6 separate regions of the Homo sapiens genome follow, and all the other regions are linked to region 1. Evidence: chromatin contacts called from ENCODE Hi-C or POLR2A ChIA-PET data. All regions are on one chromosome and are shown on one strand. Each heading gives the region's core, a stretch centred on a gene start or an enhancer-like site at or near the end of the contact. The rest is flanking DNA. Distances are from core to core; before and after follow the strand shown. Region 1 holds the start of TBPL1 (TATA-box binding protein like 1). Region 2 has its middle 53 kb from the start of MYB. Region 3 has its middle 34 kb from the start of HBS1L. Region 4 overlaps STX7 (syntaxin 7). Region 5 overlaps MYB (MYB proto-oncogene, transcription factor). Region 6 holds the start of MYB (MYB proto-oncogene, transcription factor).

Region 1 (4,457 bases), core at 390-2,889:
TCCCTTTTAGAAATTGGCTGAGATGTTACCTCCTAAAAGTCCTCTCCCCACCACCACACAGACATTACTTTCTAACCCAGCTTCTTGTTCACTTTCTTTATTAAACCTGACCCAACTATAATCACTATCCCTTGAAAAATAAATTAGTACAGAAATGAAAACAAACTCCATCATTCTACGGAGCTTTCAAATGCTCGAATATGTTTCTGAACACTCAGAGGGGAAAGCAAAAAATCAAGAGGCATCCTTGGAGATCTCGTAAATAATAAAATACCTAAATGGTTGCCTACTGTCAAAACCCCAAGAATTCAGCCCACGTCTTCTCTTTTAAAAAGGCAGTGGCATTTTCATTTTTTTCATCTGATTCCCACCAATCAGAGGCCAGGTACCCATGAACCCGGCTCGGCGTGGTCTTTTAATAATTAAATCAGGGCTGCCATTGACCTCAACTAACGCCAGGGGCTTCTGACTGCAGCCGAGCTCTGGTGGAAAGGCCGATGCCGGCCTGAGAGTGGGAAACGTGGGGCCGGGAGCCGGGGGCTTCCGCGCGGCGTGGCGTGGCGTGGCGTGGCGTGGCGCCCTCAGGGCCGTTACGCGATTTTCGCTCCCGCGGGCAGCGCCTCTCAGGCCACTCCCGAGGGACCCCGAGGACGCACTCGGGCCCCAGGGCGACGGTTCAAACGGGCCATTGTGCGCCCCCGGGGTCCCCCGGCCCCTGCAGGGCTACTTGGGCGCAGAGCCGCGGAGGGTCTCCGTTCCTAGAGGTCCTCCTATCCCGGGCTGCCTGAGTCCTCGCCAGCATCCGCCCTCTCCCACTCCCATCCTTCCTGGATCCGCCTCTCGGTTCCCGAGGGACAGTCCCGACCGCAAACCCACGTAGAGTAAGGAATGTGGGACAGGCGACAGAAGTGGCATACGGTCCTGCGTTATCCCTCCGTCTCGCCACACCTTGTGTCTCCATCTCTCCCCACTTCCTTCCCTCCGTCTGTCATCTGTCATCCCCGGTCGCTCTAAGACCAGGATTCCAATTCGCCTAGTGAGGAATCTCACTAGGGGAATTTATCGCGACATCATAAATTAACGGGTTCATTTTGACTGAAAAAGCGAAGGACTTTTTTCAGGCAGAAAACAAGTCTCGTCTGGACGGTAAGGACTAGCTTTAGCAATTATATAATGGGGGGTGGGGAGGACCTTTTGTATAAATTTAATGAGCTGATGAGAAAGTTCTACGGTTTTGACAAAAAAGTCCACCTAAATATTCGACTGTATGCCAGAAATTACTACACGTTTAGATATCAACTAAAAATATACAAAGGATACACGGTGTTTTCAGAACCCTTTCAAGCGGTTCTTAAACAAAAAAGTCTAGTCCGATGCCCATTAGCGCCGCCCCCATCCCACCTCTTACCTCCCACCGAGCCCAGCGGGTGGGCAGGAGGGGCCTGATTTGGGGACCAGGAAGGAGGAAGGAAGGGTGGGGGCGGGGGACGGGGAAAGTGACGGGAGCAGTGAGAGCCGGAAATGAGTGGCTAGCGAGGCACCCAGGAGCGCCCTGTCCGGCGGCGCTCTAGCCCTCGCGCACTGTCTCTATGCTCCCCAGCGTCTAGTCTATTTATTGTCGCGGGGAAGCTGCGGCCGCCTCGCACCCGGAACAACAAAGCAAGGAAGACGGAGTCCGAGCCTCGGGGGCTCCTAGCAACGGGCCGGGGCGGGAGTTCCATGGAGACTGGGGAGCGCGCCCGTCTCATCCTCATCCTTGTCCTCCAGCTTCTCCTTCGCATCCGACGCAACCGGCAGCAGCGCTGCCGCCGCGTCCTCAGCCACCGCTCCCTCTTCCCACGGTAACCCCCTAGGCGACCCTGGGCACAGGGAGCGCGGGCGGCTGAGCGGCCTGAGCACCGGGTGCGGGGCGTCTGGGCGCGGGGTGGGCATGTGCGGAGCCCGGGCCAGACTTGGGGTGGGATGTGTGGGGGCGGGCGACTGGAGGGCAGCCGCTGAGGTGGGGGAAACCGGTCCGGTGGCCGAGGGAGGGCTCAGTTCTGAAGAGGACCGGGCGATATTTGGGGATCTCTTTAGGGATAACGGGTTGGGGGTGGGGCGTCCGTACCTGGGAGCGTTACCGAGCCTGGTGTAGGATAAGAAAAGAAGGGTTATCTTTCGTTTAAGCCACCACTGGGAAAGACGGGGAAAAGAGATTCCTCATCTGTCTCGGAGCCATCACCCAGGGGAAGAGGGACCGTGCAAAGATGCTAGGGGTCCGTTGCTTCTCAGAAAACTTACAGCGGCTTCTCTAATAGCTCCCAAAAAGCGGCTTCGTCGGTTTCTGATTCTGGCAATGCCGGCAGCCTCGCTTTATTTTATTATTATTTTTGACCAAAATTAGGATTGATGGAGAAGGATCTAGAACTGAAGAAGAGAAAATGAATTGTGGGTAGGGCTAAGCAGGGATGAGAGTCGGGATAAGTGATAAAAATAGCCAATAAAAGCCCTAAAAGTAAATCTAATAGGGCATGAGGGCTTAAAAAGAAAATCTCTCCTGCCGAGATGTGCATCTGCAGGCTCTGTCAATGTGCTCATTGCAATAAGACTCAAACTGCAGTCAATCCACATCTGTGAGCTCTCTGACTGCATCTGTCACCTGCAGTTCCAAAGCGACACTGGCAGTAAGTGCATGAGCTTCTGTATTTAGGGTTTAGAACAGTGCCTTAAAACTGTGACTTAAGAAAAGGGAGCAGGTTTGCGTGTGTGTGTGTAAGCAATGTGGATTCTCTGGGAAAATATAAAAAGAGACATAAGAAGGTTCAGCCATCCTGGCATAATTTCGCAGTCTCTTTGAGAAAATGGCAGTTCCTTCCTATTGAGAAGTGACTGTTAGCACTATCTGGTTGAAAGGATTATTCACAGTTTGGTATGCCCAGTGAAATATCAGTTTATGTTACCTCTTTAGTCTTACATCACAAGCTGCTTAATGGTTTTATACTTTACAAAATCATTTTGGGTGAGTAAATGAGGTTTTCCTGTAGCACAATGAAAAGGCCACATATACATACAAAGTTCTTTATGTAAAGTTGAAGATTAAAGATGAAAATAAAATTGATAAATCATAGGAGCAATTAGGTCAACCACAGCTTCTGTTTGTTCCCCACCCCTTTTGTTAAACCTGACTTCTCCTAAGCAAAAAGGTGTCATCCTTTCCCCAGCCTCCTCTTTACGTACCCTCTGCCCTCAAAATCAGTATCAGAAACTCTAGTGACCTATTACTATGTGCCCTTGATTGGGCTGGCTTGTTCCTGAATGAGGGCTAGCCAGAATATAGCTTCAACTCAGGCGTTTTCATCTTAAGCTTTTAATATGGAATTGAGGTCCAGTGTCTGTTAAAGGAATTTCATTCATGTGTAAAGAAGTGGACAGGATGCAAAGTGTGAACATTGGGAAACTTAAGTTGCATTTTAAGACATTAAGAAGAAAAAGATAGATTAATGAATCAAAGACTGTTGCTTAATCTTTGTAGCAGTTCTGTGAAGGATATACTGGGATAGCCATACTTGAGGCTGTGGATGTTGAGTCCTGGGGTTATCTTTGTGCATATGAGACTTGACGAAGTGTCCCTCAACCTCAGGGCTGCCATCAGACTCACTTGACCCAGATCTAGTTTGCCGTTGTCTGTCTCTTCATTGTTTGAGTGAGGGTCAAGCCCTAGCTTCCACCTTTATTAACAATGCAGTGTCTGCTTTCCCTGCTCTCCTCCGCCCCAATACTCCCAACTTTGGTGGTAGTTTAGTTACTGTCTTTTCTTAATCATGTCCCAATCAAAAATGATTTTTTATGCTGTATCATTTCCGTTTCTTACAGCATTTTCAACATGTGTCCTTCGCCTGCATGTGCATTTCATTAATGTGATTTTATCTGTTGCATTTTCCTTCTGTACCCTCCTCTTTATTTGGAAAATTGGAGTGGTCATGTTAGATGTTCTGTATTCATTCTGAGTAACTGTTGGTTGTGAATACAACAGGTTAAGAGCCTCTGCTGAAACTCAAGAGCTTCTATTAAAATAAGGTATATTAAAATTTTTGAACTTAGCAGAATGAAAGACGTTAGAAGTCCAAATGGTAATACTGTAATTGTAGACGGTCACTTTTTAAAAAAGTATTGTAGAGCCTGTTCTGTGTTTTAAATTGAACCTTAGATTTTCATGATTCTTATTCTAAAAAAATTATTCTTAAAATCAATCTTGACTGAAATTATATTCTGCCAAATTTGAGGGAACTACTTATAGTAATTTCCCCAAGTTATTCTTAACATAGAAAATTGTCACATCAGCATTTGTGTGGATGAACACATATAAAATGCAGAATTTGCTATGAAGTAGAACAAATATTTATGAAACATATAGCTGAATGTTTTTGGAGAGAGTTATTTCTTCTCATGGACATGGCACATTATTTAAAAAAATCAGA
Region 2 (4,700 bases), core at 1,087-3,586, 1.2 Mb after region 1:
GAGACTTGTTTCACATGGTTGTGCATTCCCTTCAATGGCCGGGTCCAACCAGACGCTGGTTGACCACAGTCAAGACATCATAGAAGTGAGTGTTCAGCGCTTGCTGCTGTAAATGCCACAAGACAGCTGAAAAACTCTGAAGACAAAAGACATAAGCTCTTGGGAGCTCTATGGCCCTGCCCATCACCTGGGACACCCGAGGACCCATTCTGGCCAATGTAGGGCAAGATTATATCCCCCTTTTACTACTGCGGCTGGTGCTGTATGGAAAGTGCCACTTCCTGACTGGAGGCCAACAAACCTAAGCCATTATAGCAACTCAAAACAGAACAACCCTGTCCCAAAGAAGGAGAAAACAACAGCTAATTCCACTGCCTGCAACACTCTGGCTAACCAGAGGTCCTGAGTCCATCCACATGACAACTTCACTGCTAGCATAACTAGCATTCAAGAAAACCAGCACACTAAACAAAACTACACCAAGGACTCCCAGAGTACACTTCACTCCCCTGCGACCTCTACTAGAGCAGGTGCTGGTATCCACAGCTGGGAGACTGAAGACAGATCACATCACAGGACTCTTTGCAGACACTCTTCAGCACCAGCCTGAAGGCCAGTAGTGCTACTGGGTGGCTAGGCCCAGGAGGGCAATAACAATCACTGCAGTCTGGCTTTCAGGAAGCCCTATCCCTAGGAGAAGGGGGAGGGGACCATATTAAGGGATCATCATGTGGGACAAAAGAATCTGAGCAGCAGCGCTTGAGTTCCAGATCTTTCTGCTGAAACAGTCCACCTAAATGAGAAGGAACCAGAAAAGTAATTCTGGTAATATGATGAAACAAGGTTCTATAACACCACCAAAAGATCACACTAGCTCTCCAACAATGGATCCAAACCAAGAAGAAATCTCTGAATTGTCAGATAAAGAATTCAGAAGGTCGATTATTAAGCTACTCAATGATACATCAGAGAAAGGTGAAAACCAACTTAAAGAAATTTAGGCCAGGTGCGGTGGTTCACGTCTCTAATCCCAGCACTTTGGGAGGCTGAGGTGGGCAAATCACCTGAGGTCAGGAGTTTGAGACCAGCCTGACCAACATGGAGAAACACCGACTCTACTAAAAATACAAAATTAGCTGGGCGTAGTGGCGCATGCTTGTAATTCCAGCTACTTGGGAGGCTGAGGCAGGAGAATCACTTGAACCCAGGAGGCAGAGGTTGCGGTGAACTGAGATCATGCCTTTGCACACCAGCCCGGGCAACAAGAGCAGAACTCCTTCTCAAATAATAATAATAATAATAATAATAATAATAATAATAATAATGGCATTTGCAGCAACCTGGATGGAGTTGAAGACCATTATTCTAAGTGAAGTAACTCAGAAATGGCAAACCAAACATCATATGTTCTCACTCATATGTGGGAGCTAAGCTATGAGGACTTAAGGCATAAGAATGATAGAATGGATTCTAGGGACTTGGGGGGAAGGATGGGAGAGGGGTAGGGGATAAAAGACTACACATTGGGTACAGTGTCCACTGCTCAGGTGATGGGTGCACCAAAATCTCAGAAATCACCACTAAAGAACTTATCCATGTAACCAAACACCACCTGTCCCCCAAAATTATTGAAATAATAAAAAATTTTTTAAAAATTTAAAAAAGAACTGAGTGCTTAACAGACAGACGATTGTGCTGCATGGAAGCCAAGGAATTCAATCCATTATGAGAGTGTTTATTTCTGGATTTATTAAGTTAAGGTGTCAGTTCTGACCATTATCCTTTATACAGAAGTTGCTTGGAAGTGGATCAAATAAGAAAGCAGAGAAAAAGAAAAAAAAAGTCCTGAAAGAACCCTAAATTAAATTAGAGGGTGATTATAATGGAAATATTAGATCTTTTATTTTATAATCACACATTATCTTTATCACAAAATATGAATTCTCGAGCCTTGTGAGTAACTTAGCATGTGTTGACCAAAGAGGGTTAGAAACCATTCCAGGAACAATTACCTGGAACAAAGAACTGAGCTTGTAGTAGCCCAGGGTGGCAGGGTGGGGGTTACTATACACATGTTCTATGAGGAGGGAGGCATAGAGAGATGAAGTGGAAAGAAATAAAGTAAAAAGCATCTTTTATATTTGTAAGTGGCTGATTTTTCTTTCCAAATTTCACTGCCAGCACTAAATTTACTATAAGCCAAGACTTCAAAGTCAACCTTAATTGTTTTAAAGAGAATGAAAAAGAAACAGGAAGAGAAATGACATCTTTTCACATCCTGAACAAGCCAGTTTTGACATTGATAGGGAAAGGGGGTTGATTCATAATAGGTCAGATGTGATGGGAAGCCAATAGTGAGACATTAGTTCCATTTGTGGTTTGGCTGTGAACTGCCAGGCTGCAGAGTGTGAGAGTGAGCCGCAGGCCCCGATTCTCGCCTTTTCCTCTTGTAATATAAAATGTCCTCATCTGTGGGACAAAAGTAGATGCATTTTAAAAACAGGGTTAAGAGTTTAAGGGAAGAAGGATATACATGCATCTCTTTATGTCTGAGAACAAGGAAAGTTACACCCATCATTGGAAGGCCTTTCTGAGAAGGTGACATTTGAGTTGAGCTCCAAATGACCAAAAAAAAAAAAAAAAAAGATATTTGAAGATCTCAAGGACAGTGTAGGAGACAGAGAGACCAGGCAGAGCCAAAAACAAATATGTCCCTCAAACACATACAAAAAAACTTTGCTGAGGGAGCAGCAACTAGTTTCTAGGTTTGAGAATATCTAGAAGAATCCAGGCTCCAACAATACAGCTCAGATTGTTCCTGTGGCTGTGAAGCCACAGCTGCCGTAGCCGCTGTAGCTAAAGAGGAAGGAGCCACCATGTAGGGCTGTGACTGACAGAGACCACTGGACCTGCACACTGGCTTGACTGGCCTTGTGGAGATTCTGGTTTTCCTAGCAGCTGCCCAGAGGGCCAGCTAATGCAGCTCTTACAGGTGGTGGAGTTCCAACTCCATAGGTCTACTTTGACCTATGAAAGAAAGGAGACAGGAAGGAGCCGACAGATGAATAGCTTGCTCTTCCTCCTTTCTGAGGGCCTGTTTCTAGATGTTTTCATACAGCCTTGGAGCAGTTCTGTGAGACCAAGTGATCAGGAAGACGGGCCAGCAGCGCAATGCACCCTCTGTATTTGCTCTCCCTCCTCTCCTGTCTTACATTCCTTTTCCCCTCTCTTGCCTCCTGGGATTGCACTCCCTAATAAAAAATTAACACAGAAGCTTTTGCCTTAGGCAGTTTTCCAAGGAACCTATTCAAAGACACATGCATTAATTCATTTCATCCTCACAGAAAGCTCATGAGGCAGGTACTCCTTTTTTGTTTTTTTTGTTTTGTTTTTTTTTTTGAGACAGAGTCTCAAGCCCACACGGTCGCCCAGGCTGGAGTGTAATGGCGCAATCTCACCTCACTGCAACCTCCACCTCCAGGTTCACACGATTCTCCTGCCTCAGCCTCTCGAGTAGCTGGGATTACAGGCAAAAACACCACCATACCCAGCTAATTTTTTGTATTTTTATTAGAGACAGGGTTTCACTATGTTGGCCAGATTGGTCTCAAACTCCTGACCTCATGATCCACCCGCCTCAGCCTCCCAAAGTGCTGGGATTACAGGCATGTAATCTGAGACAGGTACTCTTAATATCCCCATGATATAGGGAAAGAAACTTAGCACAACAGTTGTGCAACTTACCCAGAGTCCTGCAAGTGCTAAGTGGGCCAGCTGAACTGCAAACCCAGGTGATCTAGCTCCATAGCCTCTATATTGTACATCATGTAGACTCAGGCCACTCTCACAGTATAGGGGCTACATTCAAGATGGTCCTGCAGATGCTTTGACTTCGTAAATGAGCCTAGTATTCTCAGGGAGTGCTGCCCGCCTGTCCCTACCTTTTGGGAGAAAGGTCATGAAGTAAATTGTTATGACTCCTTGGCCCACATCGCTGGACTCGTTGCATTGGAAGGGACCTGGCCTGCATAAGTGTCGAATCTCTATCAGTGGTACCATTAACCTCTTAACAAACATCTATTCTGTGTGGAGTACTGTTTCAGGTTCTAAGCATTTCAACTAATCAGAGATGGCCATGATACTTACCCTCGAGAGTTAGGGAAACAGCAAATACAGAAAAACAGGCTAGGGCTAGGCACAAAATTGTCTTGTGCACCAAATTTAAGGTTGTGGGGGGTGTGTCATAAAAAACAAAGTCATCCAGGGAAATAATATTCTAATGAATAATTTTAGAAATCTGAATTAACACACAAAAAATCATGATGAACAAAATATTAAAATTTTAAATGCAGGTAAGATCAGTATCAGTGCCTTCCCAAACCATATTGGAGCCTGAGGCAAAAAGAATAATCAGAGGTACCCACTCCTCTCCCTAGTCCCGCCCTGTAGGAAGGAATCAATAATTCAAGATGCATATGTCCATTTCTTTGGCCCTCAGGGCCACACTCAATCCCAGAATAGAATCAAGACTCTCTTTTAATAACTTCAGTATTAAACTTCATTCGGATGCTTTATATAGCACTAAAATGGACAATTACCATCCATTCCCAGCATGATACTCTCCCACAGCCATCGTGTGGGCATAAAATAATATTCAGAATTGAAATAATCTAATTAACCTTATCTTTAAAAATGGGATA
Region 3 (4,442 bases), core at 16-2,515, 1.1 Mb after region 1:
GCTGCTGACAGAGAGACTGATGTGCTGCCACAGATTGACTTTAGGGATGAACAGATCAAGATCAACTAATCTGGGCAGATGCATTAAAGTGTTTCTGTGTATTTAAGCATACCATAGAAAGACAAATTCAACAGCTTTCACTTTGCTTTCATACAACGTTGTTCTCTTACGTGTTTTCTATTTTTGTTTATATACTAATTTCCTCTAGATTGACTGGGTTCTAAATTTATTATGAATTTGGTAAAGCCTCTGAACTTTGTGTTTCTATATTACACACCTTGTGTCTGTGACTACTGTTGTGGTTATACACTCGGGATTTTGAAGTCTCAACGATAATCACCATAAGTCATTTTTAGCAGCTCTGTTTAAAAGATTCCATCAGTAGAAATTCAGCACGGGTAACTTTCACTTAAACATTCCAGACCCTCAGAATCCTTTACATTTAAGTGATGTGTTAAAAACAATGGCACCTCTTTTTACTTAATTTCAGTCACATTTGGAAGAAGATAAGAAAGTTTATTCTGAACTCCATCACTCACTATTACTGAGTTTGCTTCATTGTTGAAACTAGGGAAAATTAGTCCGAGGTTTCAAAAAAGCAGCTAAACAATTTTTTTTCCAAATTCTTATCCACCATGACTAGACCATGGCAAAAAAAAAAAGAAAAAAAAAGAAAAAAGAAAGAAAAAAAAGGAAAAGAAAAACAATAAAACACAAACAAACAAAAAACCCAGAGAGACAAAAACACACTTCAGCATAGTAGAAAGAAAGCAGATATACGTAGACACAAATCCCCAAGCTCTCCACTTACTGGGTAAGTGGAGCTACTTAATATCACTACAATTCAGTTTCTTTATTTATAAAATAGAGATGACACCTCCTTCATCGCTTTGCTGAAGGATTACAGGATGATGGGTGAACTGTAATACTTGGTACATATTATACATTCAATATACATTAGGAGGACCCCTTTCTGCTCATTATGTGGACAGAGGTAAAGTACCAGGCCAGGGTATTTATGATGACTATGTGGAAAGACTTTGGCTTCTATGGGGATGACATGGTTATAGGAATCAAAACTTTGACATTAAAAACTTTCATATCCCTTTATGAAATTCAATGAAAAAGAAAGAGCTGTTGATGCTGTGGGCTAAACATGAGGACAGTAATGGTTGGATTAACACAGCTGGACCACAGAGTGCCAGATGGTGGAAGACACCCTTCCCCTTCCCCTTCCCAACCCATAAATCCTAGAACCCTGAGCCCCCTAGTGTGAGCTTTGTGCATTTGTGCTTGAGGCAGCGAGGTTCTCCCACCATAGGTCCCAGTTGGCATATCCACCAACAGCTCTCACCAAATCACACTTGTGTCCTGCCTTCCTTTCCACATCCGCCTGCACTCTCACCACCCCCAAAGAAGCACCTTTACTGTATATTACAGATATGTTTGATTTCTCTAAGCAAAATGTTCTCATATTCTACGTACAATTGCATTCAAAACCTAAGTTCCACTATCTTAGAGATGATTGTGTTGTTGTGTTTTTGTTTCCTTGAGGGAATATTACCTCTGTAAACCATATGGCAAAGGGACAAGATGGAACATGAGTCACTGTACACAAGGGAACAAACATCCAGACATGAAGGCAGCGTCACAACAACTCCAGAGGCTGGCAGTTTCTGGGCTTCAAAAGGAAAATAACTTTTTTTTTTAACTCTGCAAACCACAGCTACTTGTGTGGTTGATGTGTAGCTAAAGGCCACGGGTCTCCTATCACATGATCTCACACAGAACTGGAGTTCTTCCAGTGAGCAGGTGTTAACGGTCCCTGAAAACCAGTTTGTAAGAGATCGTAGCTGTCATCCCGGAGTGGTGTGTTTTAATAGAAAGAAACCCATGTTTCCCAGGAAATTGCTATCAAAGTTCAACAGAGATTCCAGTGCATGAGCGGAACATAATTTACCCACCATTTATCTTTAATGAGCACCTACTGTGTGTCAGGTACTAAGCACCTGCTAGCTTTGTCTATTTTAATCCTGCTGTTCCTTTAAATCTCAGGCAAACATCACTTTCTTACAAAAGCCTTCCCTTACTTCCCTGAGTCAGATCCTCCTTTTACACACTCTGGTAATATGACATCTCTGTCTTTCACGGCTCTTAACCATGGCTGAATTTTACAGTATTTATGGCATTCTTTTATTAACATTTGTCTCCTCCAGCAAGCTGTAAGCACCATGAGGGCAAGTACTGTGTCTGACTTTAGTCAGTACTATATCCACAGCACCTAGAAGGCACTCATGTATTTATCAACAAATGCAGGTCTTTATGTTGTCTGCAATCTTACATGCTCCTGAGGTAACAGTTCAGCTGACCTGATTTAGGGTCAGCTAGGATAAAATGAGTAAATATTAATTAGGAATAAAGTGCATATTTCTTTCTTTGGGAGACATAGATTACCCACACCAGTGGTGAACTGGTAAGCCAGCTCTCTTGAAATTAGTCAGTCAATCAATCAATAACCCTGACTGGTATTGTTTGCCAAATTCCTTGGTGCAAATACTCTCCCCATATCCAATTTCAGACTACCGGTATGAAGTTATTGGACCTGAGTTGGGAAGAAATGCACACAATCAGCAATCATGAGCCAATTTGAAGCAGCACTAGCATACACTGCCTCACACCCCACAGATACTCTGAACTATTGCATCACTCCCATGATTTGTCATAACTGTAGCCACAAGAGCAGCCTACGATACCTTGTGTCTTCTGGAGGCATGTAATTAGAGACCCCATGAAATAAAGTCACATACAAATGATTCACCAGGAAAAGCCAACATCACTGGGAATGGAATGTTAATTTTTTAATCTGCATAAGATTGAAATTACAGTTAAGATCCTGTTTGACGGAACATGGTTTCACATTTGAACTCTGGAGAAAAAATAACCTGGGGACATGGGTTCTCATTTTAGAATCTTATTGATAAGTGAAATGATAACATTTACTCTCTAAACCATTGTCTTGACCTGAATGGGTAGCAAAAACATCACCCTAAAAAGTCACCACAAAATGAAGACCTGAAGGCTTCAAATAGGAATTTTTTTGCCCTAGGGTGTACTCCTGAGATTCTACCATTAGGGGTGCTATTCTTTGATTTTTCTAAATCTTATCAGGACATTAAAGCCACTGTGAAAGTGAATATTCTCCATGGACAGCTGCCACTTTAATCCTTTATCAGCCAACACCTTCACTATAAGTGAGAATAAAAACCAGCAGAAATAGGCTTGGTGGGCCCCAGTGGATGGGAGCAGAGGCACTGGAAGGGGAATTGGAAATTTGCATAAACAAGTTCTGCTTCATGATATTTATTTATTTATGCCAAATCTAGCCAGTCACTTCTCTTTAGGTTTTTTGCCATGCCTGGTATTTTATTTTTAAGTCATGTATTTGTTCTAATATTTATTGGACAATTACAACTGCTGATAAAATCCAAAGGGGCTGGGGATTTAGATATAAAAGATGATTAGCTTTTCTCACAACTTTCATGCAAACATAACTAAAAATTAACACTATTGATTTTTGCTAAATAAAAGTACCAAAAACCTGTTATCTACATGACTTGTTTGCTTAAAAGCATTTGCCTTGGGAGGCAATTACTTTTGCACCAACCTAAAAACATCCACCAAAGCGTTTGGGGCTTCCCAGAGCCTCCATGTTAGCAAATCTTGGGCTAACATGAAGAGGATGTGATGTTGTTGGATATGGCCAATACCATATGAAGCTAAGTCTAGCTGAGTGTTAGCCTGGGGGATACTGCCAGGAACAAATGAGGCCCAGCTCCCAGTAATGGGATATGTGTCTCCTGGATGCACTCTGAGGATTAAATTCCGTGCGCTGACACACACTAAAGCCTCTAGCAAAGTCTTCATTTAATTAACTACAAACTTAGATATATGAAACAAAACCTCTGTAAAAAATCTTAAGGTCGAGAACATACTATATAATAGGCACAAGACTGAAGCAGTGTGGGGCAGATGTGATGATAGAGTCTTTGATGTTGATAGAAAAGCAAACTGGAAAATATTCATTCGTCCTCCAGAACCTCAAATCCACCCACACTGGAAATTGTCACTAACATACTCTTGCTCAGGAATAACACATACTCTGACTTGTAACGCTTGTCTTATTCTTTCACTTTTATCATAGAAAGAGGTCAAGGGGCAAAAAGAGGACAGATTCTAGTTCTAACAAAGCCAAGTTGAAAAACATCAGTACTTAACTAGGCTGAACTAATTCAGACACTAAAATAGAGAGAAGTTATGTAGCTTAGATTTTAAGCAGTCTAGAAAATCATTATCCCTCTCATATCCTAAGTCTCTATCAGTAAATCCTCTTGGACTGGAAATATCTTATATCCATTCTGAGAACTGGGCAAAATCCCCTTCAC
Region 4 (4,573 bases), core at 739-3,238, 1.5 Mb before region 1:
TAATTGCCAAAATCACTACAGGAAACCAAAACTAAATGCCAAGCTTAACTTATACTGTTCGATTCCTACTTCAGCACCAAATCAACCAAAATGTACAGAGGGACAGCCTCACAGGGCAGTTGAGTAGCCACTACACAACTAACCATGAATATGTGTAATCAAAGAGAAACTACCCTGTCATACAATTACTGAGCATAGATCATGTTGGAAAATAACTAGTCATTATTATAGAAATTCTTAAATAAATGTAGTATCAAAACATACACATGAGGATTTTTATCACATGGTCACCATGACACTTTATCTACAGAGAACTCAGAGGATTCATTTGTGGAGGCACCACAAATGGTTAGGTTCTCAGGTTTTTAAACATATACACTTAGGATAAAATGTCTGTTAATGAAGGATTAATTAAAATCATTTAATGGCATAACCACATAAAAAAGTAAGCAACCAATAACAAGAGAAAAAAAAAGTAAGCACCAAAAAACCTGTATAGTGTGATCTCAATTTCATTAAAAAATGAACGAATAAAATTATGTGTAAATACTTCTGTAGCCAAGACATGAGCCCTTTATCTCTGGGGGCCAAGGTTTTAGTAGGAAAGTAAAAAAATAAGTAAACAATAATAGTACTTTAATTTACTGATAAAAGGCAATATAAAAACAAAACAGGTTAATGAGAAAAAGAATGACTGGAGGAAGCAAAATGATAAGGCAGGGAAGACATTGCTAAACAAGTGAGCTTTGGGCCCTAAGACCTGAATGCCAGAAAGAAACCAGTTACATGTAGATCTGGGAAGATGTCTGAAGCAGAAGAGGAGCAAGTGCAAAGGCCCTGAGGTGAGGATGAGCTGACTGTTCACTAAGCAGAAAGAAGATCTACCTGGTGGAATGTGGAGCAGCAGAGCAGCACCATGGGAGAGAGTGGTAGTTGACAAGTGGGGGCAGGGATCAGATCTTGAGGATATTGTGGGGCATGGTGGGGATTTATATCTGATTATAAAAGCCACAGAATTTAACTGTTGCCTTTCAAGCTATAGGATGACATGATCTGATTTACAGTTTTACAGGTTTACCTTGGCAACTATTTGGAGAAGACGGAAAGAGGCAGGAATGGAAGTGAGGAGAACAATTTGGAGACTGCAGTCATCCAAAGAAATAGCAGCAGCTTGAGCATATGTGGTAATGGCAGAGATGGAGAGACACAGACAGATCTGACCGGTAGAACCACTAAGATTTACACTTAGATTAAACAGAGGGAGTGAAGACACCCATTACTATGGTTTGGGGTTGGAACCAAGGGTAAGAAAGTTCATGTTCAGGGCAGAAGCATATGTATGGTTCACAGATAGGAGAGTGAGGGATAAAGCTCCTTGAAGCATCTTGGAGCCACATCTTAAAGATTTAGTTCATAAAACAAAGAATTCACTCATATCCGGCCATAAACACCATGTTCAGTCATAAAGGAAAAGTCACTGAAGAGAAGAAAAGTTGTCACACTCTGTTAAAATTTCCTTGGACAAGATAGCAACTTTCACATCTATCTCTGTTTTATGTTAGCACCTTAGGCATGAAGAAAATCACAATGAAATAAAAACTACTGAAGTTTTTCTCCTCTAAGTGGGGGAAAAAACCATCCAACCACATTTTCAGATGTGCAATCTTAGACATAAATATTTCAAACAGCATTTTAGGAGGAGGGAAGCAACAATTTTTCAACTCTTTTTCCTTTAATAAACTGCCTTCCCATCCCACCAACAGATTACCCCAGAAAAAAAGGAAACATTCTTAATTCCTGAGTAAATATATGGTTCCAGTAAATTCATTAATTTCTCAGGACTGGAGCTCCTTTTTTAAAAAAATATTTGCCCTGGCACCAAAAAAAAAAGTGATAATATTAGCTTCCCTTTTGTGCAGTCATGTGTTAAAATGCAAAAACAAGTGTCCCCTTCACCAGACCCTAACTAATTAAAAGAACTGTGATCATTCTAAAAGTAACAAAAGGGCTCACACTTTTACATAGACTTTTAATTTCATCTCAAAGAACCTTATGGGGACAGGAGCCATGCACCAATTCTTAATAAACAATTTTGAAAAGTATACTTGCAGCATAGGAAGCTAATTATAACACAGAGAAACCAAAAACATCTGTTTCGATTTTAAACTAAAGTCTATGCTGAACTAATACCTTTAATCTGTAGGAGAGATGATTAAAAATGAAACAAGTGAAGATTCAACAAAAATATTTTTCAGTCACCTTCTCTTAGCACTTAAAAGCTTACGTTCATACTTTATGTGCCCCTAGAAGGTTCTGTCTTTCCAAATTTTCTGGAAAAAACACACATCCACAAGCCCATGTGATACATGATGCATATTTTAGCAGAAACTTCTATACTCATAAATTCTGATGAGTAGATTTTATGTTTCCAATATATCTGTTTTATTCACTTTCCAACTTTAGCCACACTACATCTTCCTCTTTCAGGTTATTATTTTAAAAAAAAATACTCAAATGCGAGAATTCACATTAGCACTAGTGGAAAGGCTTACTATGTTATTTAGGAGTTAGGGAAATTTTTATCTCAAGGACTGTGTTTCATAGCTATTCTCATTTCTATTCACCAATTTCCTTCAATACAAAATTTTGTTAATTCTGACAGGATACAAACCTCTGTGCCCCAGCTTTCCCATCTCCTAACACTTAAAAATAATACATAAGCCTTGGTGGAACTCTAGCTAGTCTTGAGTGTGATGGCTTCTTCAATTATGGGATTTTATGAGCATGCATTATGGATTCAGATATGGCAATCAGCCTCTTAACAAAACATAGAATAATCTTGTACCTGTTAGAAGAGTTTCGGGACTCTTAAAAAACTTTGGTTAGAATTATTGCCTGTTAAAGTTTGAAGAGACCATAACCTAGCCCACAGAAAATACACATGAGAAAACCATGTCTTGGAAGGTTCGAGAGCTTACTCAAGGTCACACCGCTATTTGGATCTGATTTCAGGAAATGTACATGCAATCACATACAGCTTGCTTGATTAGAAATGTTTCCGATTATCTCATTGATTTCTTTAGCTCAGCTACACTCTAAAAACTCTGATTCTAATCAGAGAATTGCAAAGTAAATCATGAGAAACCTATGACTAAAATGAATAAAAAGCTGTAAACATCAAATGTTGACAAGGACTTTGAGCAGCACAAACTCTGATACACTGGCTGTACTCATATCTGGTACAACCACTTTAGGACACTGTTTAGCTGTTATCCACAAAAGCTGAACATAAACATATCCTATGAGCCAGTAACCCAATTCCTTCACATACATGCACCAAAAGAACATATAAGAATGTTCTGGGAAGCATTGTTCATCCTAGCAAAAAATAAAAACAAAATCAAAAACTGGAAACACTACAACCAGTAGAAAGAATAAATAAATTGTAGTATGTTTAAATATGGAATACTATACAGTAACGAAAACAAATGACCTGCAGCTGCATGGATGAATCCCACAAACATAATGAAAGAAGCCCAACATAAAATAATTCTATTTGATTATTGATTCTATTAGATTAAAAAAAGGAAAATTAATCAATGATGTTAACAAAGTCAGGACACTGGTTATCTCCGAAGGGCATGAAGGGGTGTAAGCACAAGAAGGTTTTAGGGGACTAAGGAATGTTCTATTTCTTGACATTTGTGGTAATACAATAGAAAATTCATTCAGCTATACACAAATAATTTGTCTAGTACTCAATGTATACATTATACTTCCATTTTTAAAAAGTCTGAAAAAGCAAGCCTGTGTTTACTTATGTGATGTATTTTGATATATTGATTCTGCTGCTTTTAAAAACATGAGTTTCTCTGTGTGTTCTCAAGACATTTTTCTATGTTGTTTGTGTTTGGGCAAGGATGAATGGCCCTTGTGAAAATGCCTACTCTGGTTTACCTATATGATAGGTACCTTATACTTATAAACCCACAAAGGCTTGCTTATCCTTATACTATACATCACAGCTAGGAGTATGTCTGACAGAAAATATGGAGAAATGATAGAAGGTAAACAGGCATAGATGTTGCTAATAAAAATGTCACTTTTGAACATCTCAATCCAAAGTTTGAAAACTAAATCTAAGCCTTTCTAAGAGGCATGGTGATCTTCTAGACCTGTGATAACAAACGATTTTGTTTGCCTGCCAACTCCAGTCTACTGGGAATGGTTGCCTGGAGCCTTGGGTTGAAAAAGACTGGATGGCATGCTAGGCCAGCAACAGAGAATACTGTCTATGCCATGGGTAAAAGATGGAGCATGGGTGGCACAAGGGCCTTGTTGACTGTTACGGAGTCAACGCTTTCTCTCATAGGATACAAATATTTTCTTAATCATTTTAAACTGTCTACAGAGCCTGTAATAAAGTCATAGTTTGTTATAACTATTTACCAGTTTTATTATTTTAATATAATTAAATTTCTAATTTATTTTACATGTAAGCATTTACAATATTTAAATATTTTATGCTTAATATAAATTATATCATTATAATATGGTTTAAATGCTTTACTGG
Region 5 (4,374 bases), core at 100-2,599, 1.3 Mb after region 1:
CACCCTGCCCAGCCTGAAGTATTTTAAAGTAAATTCCAACTAATATAACATTTTATTCTCATGTACTTCCAGATGTGTCTCTAAAAATAGACATTTTTATATATAACCTAATACCATCATTACATATTTAACAATAATTCTTTAATCTTCTCATTCTCAGGTATATTTAAATTTTCCCATTAATCCAAAAAAGAATCAAAATTGAAACAATTTCACACATTGCATTTGGTTAAGCCTCTTAAATCTCTTTTACTCTCTAGTCCAGTGCTGTCTAATAGAACTTCTACAGTGATGTGAAGGAAATATCTAATATGCTGCTATCCACTATGATAGCCAGTGGCTTTTGAGCACTTGAAATATGGCAAGTGCTGCTGAGGAGCAGAATTTTCAATTTGAATTAATTTAAGTTGCTTTAATTTAATAGCCACATTTCCTTACTCTCTTACTGGAATCAGCCATTTCCCCATGGTGCTCTGAATCCTCTTAGTGAGAAATGGTACATAGACACCAAAATCAGGGTGCTAAGTCTGTCCATTGTTATGTGGTTTGTCATTGAGATACAAATAATTTTTTTTGTTTTGTTTTGAGACAGAGTCTCACTCTGTCACCCAGGCTGCAGTGCAGTGGTACAATCTTGGCTTACTGCAACCTCCACCTCCTTGGTCCAAGCTATTCTCCTGCCTCAGTTTCCCAAGTAGTTGGGATTACAGGCACCCACCACCACACTCAGCTAATTTTCGTATTTTTAGTAGAGACATGGTTTCACCATGTTGGCCAGGCCAGGCTCAAACTCCCAACCTCAGGTGATCTGCCTGTCTCAGCCTCCCAAAGTGCTAGGATTACAGGCGTGAGCTGCCACACCTAGCCAAGACTCAGTGAATTTTAATAATCCAGAGCTCTCCATGTATCCCCTAATCTATAATCTACAGTGCTTAAATAGAGGCTTTTATAAGCCATTATGTACACTCATGTTATGTTTGTTTTTTTAATTACTTAGTCTTTTTCCAAAAGGAATTTGCAACAGCTACATAATCTTATAATTGTTATGTTTCTTTTATATTTTCACAGTTGTTTTAATTTTAAATTGTAAAAGCAAACAGGATATTCTTATAATAAAAATGTTCTGAGATGTTTTTCATATTTGTGTCTTTCATGTGGCTCAGAATATATGAGATTTTCATGTCATATCATTGTCAGTATTCAGCCTTTTCTCCACATTGTGTGGGGTAGAGGATAGAGTCTAGAAGCTTATAAAATGGTCACAAATGAGGAAGTAGAGAAAACATTCAGCCTAGAAAGCGTGCATTTGTGGTATGAAAGGCACTGTGGAATGCTGCTGGATTCTGCCCTTCAGTAGTTACCCGAGAGAGACCGAGGCAGACGCATAGCTCCCTCCTCAGCAAGGAGAAAAGAGTTGCCTGCTTTCCTCAGCGTGCTTTCCATTTCCTTTGTTTTGAAAAAAGCACATTATGCTAATCAACTTTCCTTAAGGTAGACATTTTTATTGGTAGATCAAAAACCGTGCTTTAAGTTATAAGCCTTCTGAACTTCTGTATTTTTCTCTTAAATTATAATTTCCTTTTATTCCTATTTAAAACCCAAGTGTAAAAGATGTGTTCATAGGCTTTCTACTCACTCACTTGCCTCTTTTTCGTAACCACAGAATGACAGCCTTAAATTTTAATTTCCTGACTTGGCTTGCCCATGGCCTGACTTTTTTAAAACAAGGAGTTTAAGTTAAAGAAATTTCTCCAGCCATTATTATTTAAACACATTTACACAGTATCAAAGAATTTAAAAATGTTGCTAGCAGTTGATACTCCCCTCAGCTTTCGGTTCAGCGTGTTTTAGATTGCTCCTATTTTGTTATTTGTCTATGAACTTTTATATTTTTCAAAAAAATAAGGCAAGCCCTTTTTGCCTGATAGGCACTGCTGAGCAGTATAATAAACAAGCATGGGGGCAACAGAACCTGGGTTCCAGGCTAGACTCCACTGTTTTCAAACGGCATGACTTTAATTCATCAAGTGAACACAATTAAGCAAAGTATAAGTTTGGGACCATGGAATATCCTTCACTCATCACACAGGTTACTGTGAAGATCAAATGGATATAATATTGCTTTCAAGATGGCGGCACACTTGCCACTATACACAGGTGATATTATTAGGCAGAGTCGCCACATAGTCCCTGTCCTTGAAATGCAGGCAAGGAGCCCTCACCAAAGGCCAGGGTGGTTTTTTGTTTTTCGGGTTTTTGTTTGTTTTTTTCATTGTGGTATATTATTTCCTCTGGCATGCTATTCCCTGTCCCACTCTTACAGAACTGTGTCAGTGGGTCACCAAAAGAGAGAGCTGATTCAACTGATTCCTTGAAATAAAGGTAGTCAGACCTCGCGGTATGATGGAGATGAAGCAACTGATTTACTGGTTTTCTCTATTTTTCTGCTGTTCGTGTTGTCATTTAAACAGACATGGAAACCGTCTGCACACGACAGAGATCTTTCCGAGCCTTTTTCATCTAGTGTGCTGTGCTGACCCGCTCCCCTGGATGCCTGCACACTCATTTGGTTCTCCCTTTTGGTCACTTTTTTCCACTTACCCTGGCAGAAATTCACGTGGCTGTCAGTAGTAATTCAGTGACCTGCTTTCAAAAAATGTTATAAATTAAGCAGCTTTTCTGTGTATAGCTTTTGGGTTGAACTGAGAAGGGCTAAGTGAAGGGAGAAGCTATGTTGAGCTCAGAGTCAGAATGCCCTGCCCCAGACATTTTGAGATGTGAATTTTTCATTTGTTTTGTTTGGTGACACTTAGAGAGAATAAACATTCTGAGATAAAAATCTTCCTTGGGCAGGCCAGCAAAGATAGAATTGCTTTAGAGCAATTTGGCACTTGGTCTTAATCTTAATAGTTTGGAACTCATATGTGACTAAGGAAAAGGATATTGCAAAAAGTTGTGCCACCCTAGGCTATATGATATAAACTTAGAAAGTCTATCAACGTGAAAGGTGAAGAGACCTCTAGAGACATCGGGGACAAACTCCAAATTTGGGAAAGGTCCATCCACATTTGCAATTGTTAGTTAGGCTTGGGAAGTGGAGTCATTGGTGGATGAGGCAACTTCCAATCACCATCTCGATTTTTATTTCCCTAACTTTTAAGATTATTTTCTATAGAAAATCAGTAGTGCTGAAGTTGGAGTCATTTAATTGATTTGTGCCAACCTAGGGAAGCATTTACTCTCGAGAAAAGTTTGGTAACCATTAATCTTACCTTAGCAACATTTCAGTTTAAGCTTATCTCTGACTTTCCAAAGACAACTAAAGATTTCTACAGTCTCTCTTATAACTGATCCATTTTTTCAAAAGATGTCCCTTTGGGAAGGAATTCTCATTTTTAGAATTTTAGTCCAGAGGAAGTATTTTTTTTTCAGATAGGTGAAATAGAATAAGCAGAAAATTCTTATTTTTTACTGTTTTATATACCATTGATGCCTGCTTATTTTAAAACAAAACACAATAAAAACATGATACCATCTGATGAGTTGCTTTGGTTTTACTTTTTTTTTTTTTTTTTTTTTTTTTTTTTTTTTAGTTTATACAAGTTTCTTATTAGGTCAGCAAATTGTAAAACACATAATTTGCCAAGGCTTTTGAAGCCAGCAGATACTGGGTGAAGTTGCTGTATGAATATAATAATAAGAACCGTTTTTGTTCAGCTTGATGAAAAAACTATTCATGTTCTAAATGAAAATGTGAAGATCATCTAATTCTGACAGAAAACCACCTGTGGACATGGTCTTGTTTCTTTTTATTTCTTCTGTTTTCTACAAAAGATGGCAATATTTATTTAAAGTGCTTTAACAGGATATCCCAGTTAAAGCTTTGACAGACTGTTTATAGTTCACTTCTGCCCAGGGGCAATTAAAGGCACATTACAGGATAAGCGAGATGACTCCCCGGCCACAGGAGGAGGATGTGTGGGTAGGATTATTAATGTTGAAATGAATTATGATAGAGTGACATGTCTGCAAGAGCACCATGGGTTAGTAACTTAACAAGAATTCATATGCAGAAACCCATAATTCTCAGCAGTTCTTTAGGGTAAATGAAACTAAAGTTTAGGGAGAGAGAACAAGGAGAATTTGCAAAGATATGTATGACAGTATTTAAAAATGTTCTTCCAGCACAAAGACATTAATCTTCCTTTGTCAAAATAATTCTTTCTGCATGAAAAGTTGGCATGGGGCTCCCAGGCTTCAGGTAAGATGGGAGAAAGGGAGCGTTTCTTTTTTTTTGTACCAAAGTACTCAATCTTCTGATCTTCCTTGACTTTCACGACATAGGCATATGTCTACTCTGACCAGTTTGTTTCA
Region 6 (4,862 bases), core at 433-2,932, 1.2 Mb after region 1:
TGGTTTCTAGATGTTTATTCTAGATATTTTTAAAAGATTTTGTTTATTTTTGATGTGAAGAAAGAAAATTATTATAGAATCTAGAAATAAATATTGGCTTTAAAAGTATTAATTTGCCTTGTCCTTTGTAATTGTGATCCGAAATATCTCACAATAATTTTGTTTCAGTGTTATTTTCTTCTCAGGAGGAAAGGAATGTTAAAACCTTACTAGCAACTAACACTTGATAAAGATTTAAACTATATAACAATTTTAAAGAAAGTCTAAAACACCAGATAGTCTTGAAACCTCGCATGCTTCACCGTTTAATAAAATTATGACTCATTTTAGTAAGAACATGCTTTTTTAGTAAGAAAAAATGCTTTCTGAGCTAAGTTTGAACTGCTGGGGCACATGGGACACCCACAAACCCAGTCAGCAGAAGTCTCAAACTCCTAAAAGATTAAAGGAAAAATACATTAGTGTGTACAGAGAATGAAAAAAAAATCCCCAATGGTTCTAATCTATAAACGGAAGTAAAACTAAAACTCCCCTAAAATCCCCCCAGTCATCAATCCTTATAAATTCAGCACTTATCTTCTTCCTTTACTTCTGGAGACCCTCATTAAACAACACGAAAGCCTTTGCTGACTTTTATCTCGTAAAATAGAGCCCTCAAATGACACTAAGCAGGGATACCGACCTCCAAAATCACAAACTGTTTTACTTCTAAAACCATGCATGCAAACGTGGGGTTTCCTGAGTTCTGCTAGGGGCGGGCTGTCTGGACCCCCGTGTATTTTTTTTTTTTTTTTTTTTTTTTTTTTTTTTTTGCAGGTGTGCAATCCAGGGTGCGCGCTCTGTGCAGGGAGGGGAGCAAAGGTGTGCGGTGGGCACCGCCTGGGCCGGGCGGGGCGGGGTGGGTGGGGCCCGGGTGTGTGCTGGGGTGAGAGTGAAGGACATGTGACAATACGACGGTGGCGGCTGCAGGATCCGGGAGGGGAGTGAAAGCTCCGCTGGGGCGCTCCATTAGTGAGCGGTGATGGTTGCCGCCCACTTGTATTGAAGCGTCCTTTGTCACTAACAAGTTAAATTAGAGATGTTATTTATTTAAGAAGAAGGAAAAAAAACCCTAGCCAAACAGCCTATGAATACATATGCTCACATCCCCTACTCCTCCAACTCCTAATTTCCCCGTCTCCAGAGGGCACAGTTGTAAACCTTGACGAAAATCCAATCTTCTGTGCGGGAATTTCCCCCCACCGCTTGCCGCCCCCGCGACAGTGAGTGGGAGCTGGAGGAGCTCTGGTCCCGCTGCCCGGGAGCACGCGGAGCCGGGCGACCGCGGTGCGGCAGCCAGGGAGGAGGGGAGGCGGCGGGACTGGGCGCGGGTCGGCGCCGCCGCGACCCGGGAGCGGGGTTTGCTCAGGAAAAGGCGCCGTCGCGGCCCCCGGCCACCCCTCCCTGGCCCCGGGCTCCCTGCCCGCGCGCCTCCCGGGCCTCGCGGCGCGCTAGGCGCACCGCGGCGGCGCGAGCGCCGAATGGGAGCGGCGACCCGGCCAGCCCGGCAGCCCCGCGGGCGGCAGCCAGGGCGACCGCGGAGGCGGCGGGCAGGGCGCGTGCGCACTGCAGGGGCGCCAGATTTGGCGGGAGGGGGAGTGTCCAAAGCTCTTTGTTTGATGGCATCTCTGTTTACAGAGTTTACACTTTAATATCAACCTGTTTCCTCCTCCTCCTTCTCCTCCTCCTCCGTGACCTCCTCCTCCTCTTTCTCCTGAGAAACTTCGCCCCAGCGGTGCGGAGCGCCGCTGCGCAGCCGGGGAGGGACGCAGGCAGGCGGCGGGCAGCGGGAGGCGGCAGCCCGGTGCGGTCCCCGCGGCTCTCGGCGGAGCCCCGCGCCCGCCGCGCCATGGCCCGAAGACCCCGGCACAGGTAACGGGGAGCCGGGCGGGCGGCCGAGGGCGGGGGCGCGCGGGGGCGCGCGGGGCGCCAGGCTCCCGGGAGCAGGTGGGAATTCGTTCCGGGATCATCTGAGGGGCTGTCAGACCCTCCGAGGACCTGGAGCCCCTGCCTCGGCAGCAGAAGCCGCTCCAGAGACTGATGAATGGAAGAGTCTTTGCGGGAAATGTATCCGGACGTTGGGAAGCACGCCCTGCGGCTCATTTTGCAAGTTGCATGGGGATACATTTTTCTTTAGGGGGAAAAAGAAAGCACGTTCCAGCCGAGGGCAGAGCGGTGCCCACCAGCCCCGGGGAGCCCACCAGGTGCCTGGCTTGATGCCGCGGGTGTCGGCGAGGGATCCGCAGCGTAATTGCTGGATGCATTGAGATATGTTTGGACTTGGAAGTGCAGAGCATATGGCAGATACAGGGAAAATGCTGGATTGTTTAGTAGCTGCAGGTAGTTCATTTAAATTTCATTCATTCTTTATGGAGGCGAGGACCAGTGTCAGCTGACAGGCGGCTGAAAAGCAGATTTTAGGGGGATAAAGGGGTCTCTACTTTTGCAAATTGTCTTAAGACCTGGTTTTGGAGGTTCGAATCATTTTTCTCTGAAAGGCTTTTACTTCCACTGCAAACATTGCACGCGCACCCACACGCGCCGCCGTCGCACATGTCACTGCACTTAGGGAGGCTCGCCGGGAAGATGGGTGCAGTCCCTTCACATTTTTGGCCGGACAGATGGGAAGAGGGAGAGGAGGAGGAGGAGGGAAATCCTCGTCCGAACTGTCAGTTGCTCGTTCCCCAGTCTCCACCGGCCTCTGGACTTTCCCAGCAGCACACGCCGGGGCTCCCTGCGAGCGGCGGGTGCCAGGGCTAGCTCGGCAGCCGTCGCAGTCGCCACTCGGCTCAAGGGGACAGAGGCCGGCAGCACCCAAGGCCGCTGCCGCGCAACCGGGACGCGATCCCCGCGGGCTCTGCCCCCAGGCGAAAGGTCCCTGCGCGGCGCGCACACGTGGATGCGGCTGAGGTCGCCGCGCCTTCTCGCACCCTCCTTCAGCCGCCTTAGGTCGCCCCGGCCGAGGCGCGGTGACCGGACAGACCCTCGCGAAGGAGTTCTAAGGCGAAGTCCATGGAGGCAAAGCAAATCCATTCGCCTTTCCTTAGATTGTTTGATTTTCTCCTACTGGTTTGTTGTTGAGCCTGCGGGCGCTGGTCCCCGCGCGGCGCTGGGAAGTTGCAAAGAGCGTGGGTGGAGACCCTGCAGCAGCACCCGCGGGCTGGGCTGGGCGGGGAGCAGCGCCGGGGCTTGGTTGGGCTCTGGGGACGAGAGGGCGACTTGGGGGAGCTCCGGGCTCCCTATGCCTACTCCGGAGCCTGGCCGCGCAGGACGGTGTGCTGCCCCTCGAGGGCTCCACTTTTCGCCTTTAGGACTTCACAGGACAGCTACCGGGGTCATCTGTTTTTTTTTTTTTTTTTTTTTTCGAGAGCTGAAACTGGCAGCAGGAGGAGGGAGTCGGGCAGGGGTGCTGGGAGGAGGCGCGGCAGCGGCTCCGCGCCCCGAGGTCTCGGCCGCCCCCGCGGGGCGGGGCCGCGCAGGTTCCCTGAGGCTCCAGGTAGCCCAGAGGGGAGGCGGCTGGGAGGGGCGGGAGCCTTGAACCTGCCTCAGGGGAAGAGAAACCCGACTGCGGGCTCGGAGCCGTTTCTTGCAAGGGCGAGCGTCAACTCGGCAGGGATTATATTAACCAGGTCAGCGAAATGAGTTTGAACCCCTCCGAATCACAGTAGCGGCCACAAGGCACTTCCTCCCGCTCCCCTCCCTCTTCCTAACCCCCAGCACCTCTTTTCTTTTTCGTTTCTTTGCACGGTTTGTTTCCTTGACAGAATGTAACATTCATAGTTGTACTCTTGTAACCACACCGGGTCTAGCAGGTGGGGAGTCGAGTGCATCAACCCTGAAATCAGCCTTTGAAAATCCTCTGACTGTTGGGTCTGAGATCTTGTCAGAGCAGATAAAGGAAAAGTTATTTCAGGTTCCTTAGTAGAAATTAATCATGCTTCTAGGACGACTTAGAGCAAGCAAATCGCATGCAAAGTTCAAAGGCGAGCCTGGGTGGCCAGCCTGGCAGGGAAACTCAGGAGCTGGGCGCGTGAGCAGCCCCGGACTCGCCCTGCTGCGTCCTGGCCCCTTCAGGTCCTGCAGAAGTCACTCTCCACCTTGCCCCCAAGACCTTAGTTTTGCACATCTTTGCCTCTGTGCTTAGCTTTTAAGAGGCACGGAAGGACATGGCATGGTCATGTATTAGCGCTGGAAAGTACCTTAGAAATAGGATCCAAGCAAGCCCTTATTGTAAAGGCGAGGAACTGAAGTCTTGAGAGAGAGGAAGTGATTTGTCCAAGTCATACAGCTAGGTGGAGGCTAGACTAGAACCTTTGCCTCCAGAACCCTAGTCCTGTTGATTCCCGTGCTCTCACCTGACGTTGGCTGCCCCCTGCGGGCGGCTGAATAGGTTGCTTGTTCCTGGGTTGTTAAACCGCTGCGGAGAGAGAGGTGCTCAATGACTACTCTGAAAAATGTGCTCAGTTCTGAAAATGTGACCTCTAGATCCAGCCAAACCTGAAAAGTTAATTCGACTTGAATCTATGACTGCAGTTTCAGATTCCTCTGGTTTTCTTGGTGTCTCTCACATTTCACAAGGGACTGCATTTGGGGTCTTTCCAAGGAGTTCCCTATGAATCTTTCAAAAGATGCAGACTTACACCTCTGGGCTTTATAGCTTTTTTTTTTTTTTTTTTTTTTTGCTTTATCATATCGTGTTTTACATTTTTGTAGTTCTTGTTCAGAAGTTGTTTAGTGCCTCCTGTTGACAGTGGAAACAGAACTAGGCTATTGTTTCAAAACACAGACACTAAATGAAAGGAATTATTACAGATTATAAATAT

The links. Hi-C counts contacts between places; a loop is a spot of excess contacts on that map. ChIA-PET counts read pairs that join two places held with the same protein, here RNA polymerase II (POLR2A). Pooled maps may share reads with other maps.
Region 2: a loop to region 1 is called in a pooled map, with 3 times the contacts of the local background. The contact joins the enhancer-like site here to the promoter of TBPL1 in region 1. A Hi-C loop is called at or near these places in 1 of 168 maps with a recorded cell type or tissue (CD8-positive, alpha-beta T cell) and 5 of 50 pooled maps. POLR2A ChIA-PET finds 5 or more read pairs at or near these places in 1 of 52 experiments (GM12878).
Region 3: a map of naive thymus-derived CD4-positive, alpha-beta T cell shows a loop between it and region 1 (6-fold over the local background). The contact joins the enhancer-like site here to the promoter of TBPL1 in region 1. A Hi-C loop is called at or near these places in 1 of 168 maps with a recorded cell type or tissue (naive thymus-derived CD4-positive, alpha-beta T cell) and 3 of 50 pooled maps. POLR2A ChIA-PET finds 5 or more read pairs at or near these places in 1 of 52 experiments (OCI-LY7).
Region 4: a pooled map shows a loop between it and region 1 (5-fold over the local background). The contact joins the enhancer-like site here to the promoter of TBPL1 in region 1. A Hi-C loop is called at or near these places in 1 of 168 maps with a recorded cell type or tissue (OCI-LY7), 5 of 37 single-sample maps with no recorded cell type and 3 of 50 pooled maps.
Region 5: a map of naive thymus-derived CD4-positive, alpha-beta T cell shows a loop between it and region 1 (2.6-fold over the local background). The contact joins the enhancer-like site here to the promoter of TBPL1 in region 1. A Hi-C loop is called at or near these places in 1 of 168 maps with a recorded cell type or tissue (naive thymus-derived CD4-positive, alpha-beta T cell), 1 of 37 single-sample maps with no recorded cell type and 2 of 50 pooled maps.
Region 6: a loop to region 1 is called in a map of B cell, with 9 times the contacts of the local background. The contact joins the promoter of MYB here to the promoter of TBPL1 in region 1. A Hi-C loop is called at or near these places in 3 of 168 maps with a recorded cell type or tissue (B cell, K562 and naive thymus-derived CD4-positive, alpha-beta T cell), 7 of 37 single-sample maps with no recorded cell type and 13 of 50 pooled maps.

What each region holds. Positions count from the first base shown.
Region 1 is chr6:133,951,585-133,956,041 of GRCh38, forward strand. TBPL1 (TATA-box binding protein like 1) reads left to right here and starts at 1,640. Exons shown (of 7, transcript NM_004865.4): 1 at 1,640-1,841. LOC128092253 (umcharacterized LOC128092253) reads left to right here and starts at 1,720. Exons shown (of 2, transcript NM_001414965.1): 1 at 1,720-1,841. The coding sequence starts at 1,720. RefSeq lists a silencer at 638-747.
Region 2 is chr6:135,126,380-135,131,079 of GRCh38, forward strand. No RefSeq gene overlaps it. Among named protein-coding and RNA genes, the nearest start is that of MYB, 53 kb to the right of the region's middle. Within about 2 kb of position 2,337, at least 3 of the 41 ENCODE cell types and tissues checked have a DNase peak (open chromatin) inside an H3K27ac peak, as active enhancers do; they include CD8-positive, alpha-beta T cell, where a contact is called at or near this core.
Region 3 is chr6:135,086,291-135,090,732 of GRCh38, forward strand. No RefSeq gene overlaps it. Among named protein-coding and RNA genes, the nearest start is that of HBS1L, 34 kb to the left of the region's middle. RefSeq lists silencers at 1-20, 31-90 and an enhancer at 2,443-2,492. Within about 2 kb of position 1,266, at least 7 of the 41 ENCODE cell types and tissues checked have a DNase peak (open chromatin) inside an H3K27ac peak, as active enhancers do.
Region 4 is chr6:132,493,768-132,498,340 of GRCh38, forward strand. All of the region lies in intron 2 of STX7 (syntaxin 7), which reads right to left. Among named protein-coding and RNA genes, the nearest start is that of STX7, 17 kb to the right of the region's middle. Within about 2 kb of position 1,989, at least 3 of the 41 ENCODE cell types and tissues checked have a DNase peak (open chromatin) inside an H3K27ac peak, as active enhancers do; they include OCI-LY7, where a contact is called at or near this core.
Region 5 is chr6:135,208,667-135,213,040 of GRCh38, forward strand. All of the region lies in intron 15 of MYB (MYB proto-oncogene, transcription factor), which reads left to right. All of the region lies in intron 2 of LOC105378011 (a long non-coding RNA gene), which reads right to left. Among named protein-coding and RNA genes, the nearest start is that of MIR548A2, 28 kb to the right of the region's middle. Within about 2 kb of position 1,350, at least 4 of the 41 ENCODE cell types and tissues checked have a DNase peak (open chromatin) inside an H3K27ac peak, as active enhancers do.
Region 6 is chr6:135,179,626-135,184,487 of GRCh38, forward strand. It overlaps MYB (MYB proto-oncogene, transcription factor), which reads left to right and starts at 1,683. Exons shown (of 16, transcript NM_001130173.2): 1 at 1,683-1,911. The coding sequence starts at 1,889. RefSeq lists silencers at 802-911, 1,352-1,401, 1,472-1,691, 1,752-1,801, 2,851-2,930 and 2 more and enhancers at 4,011-4,230, 4,541-4,720.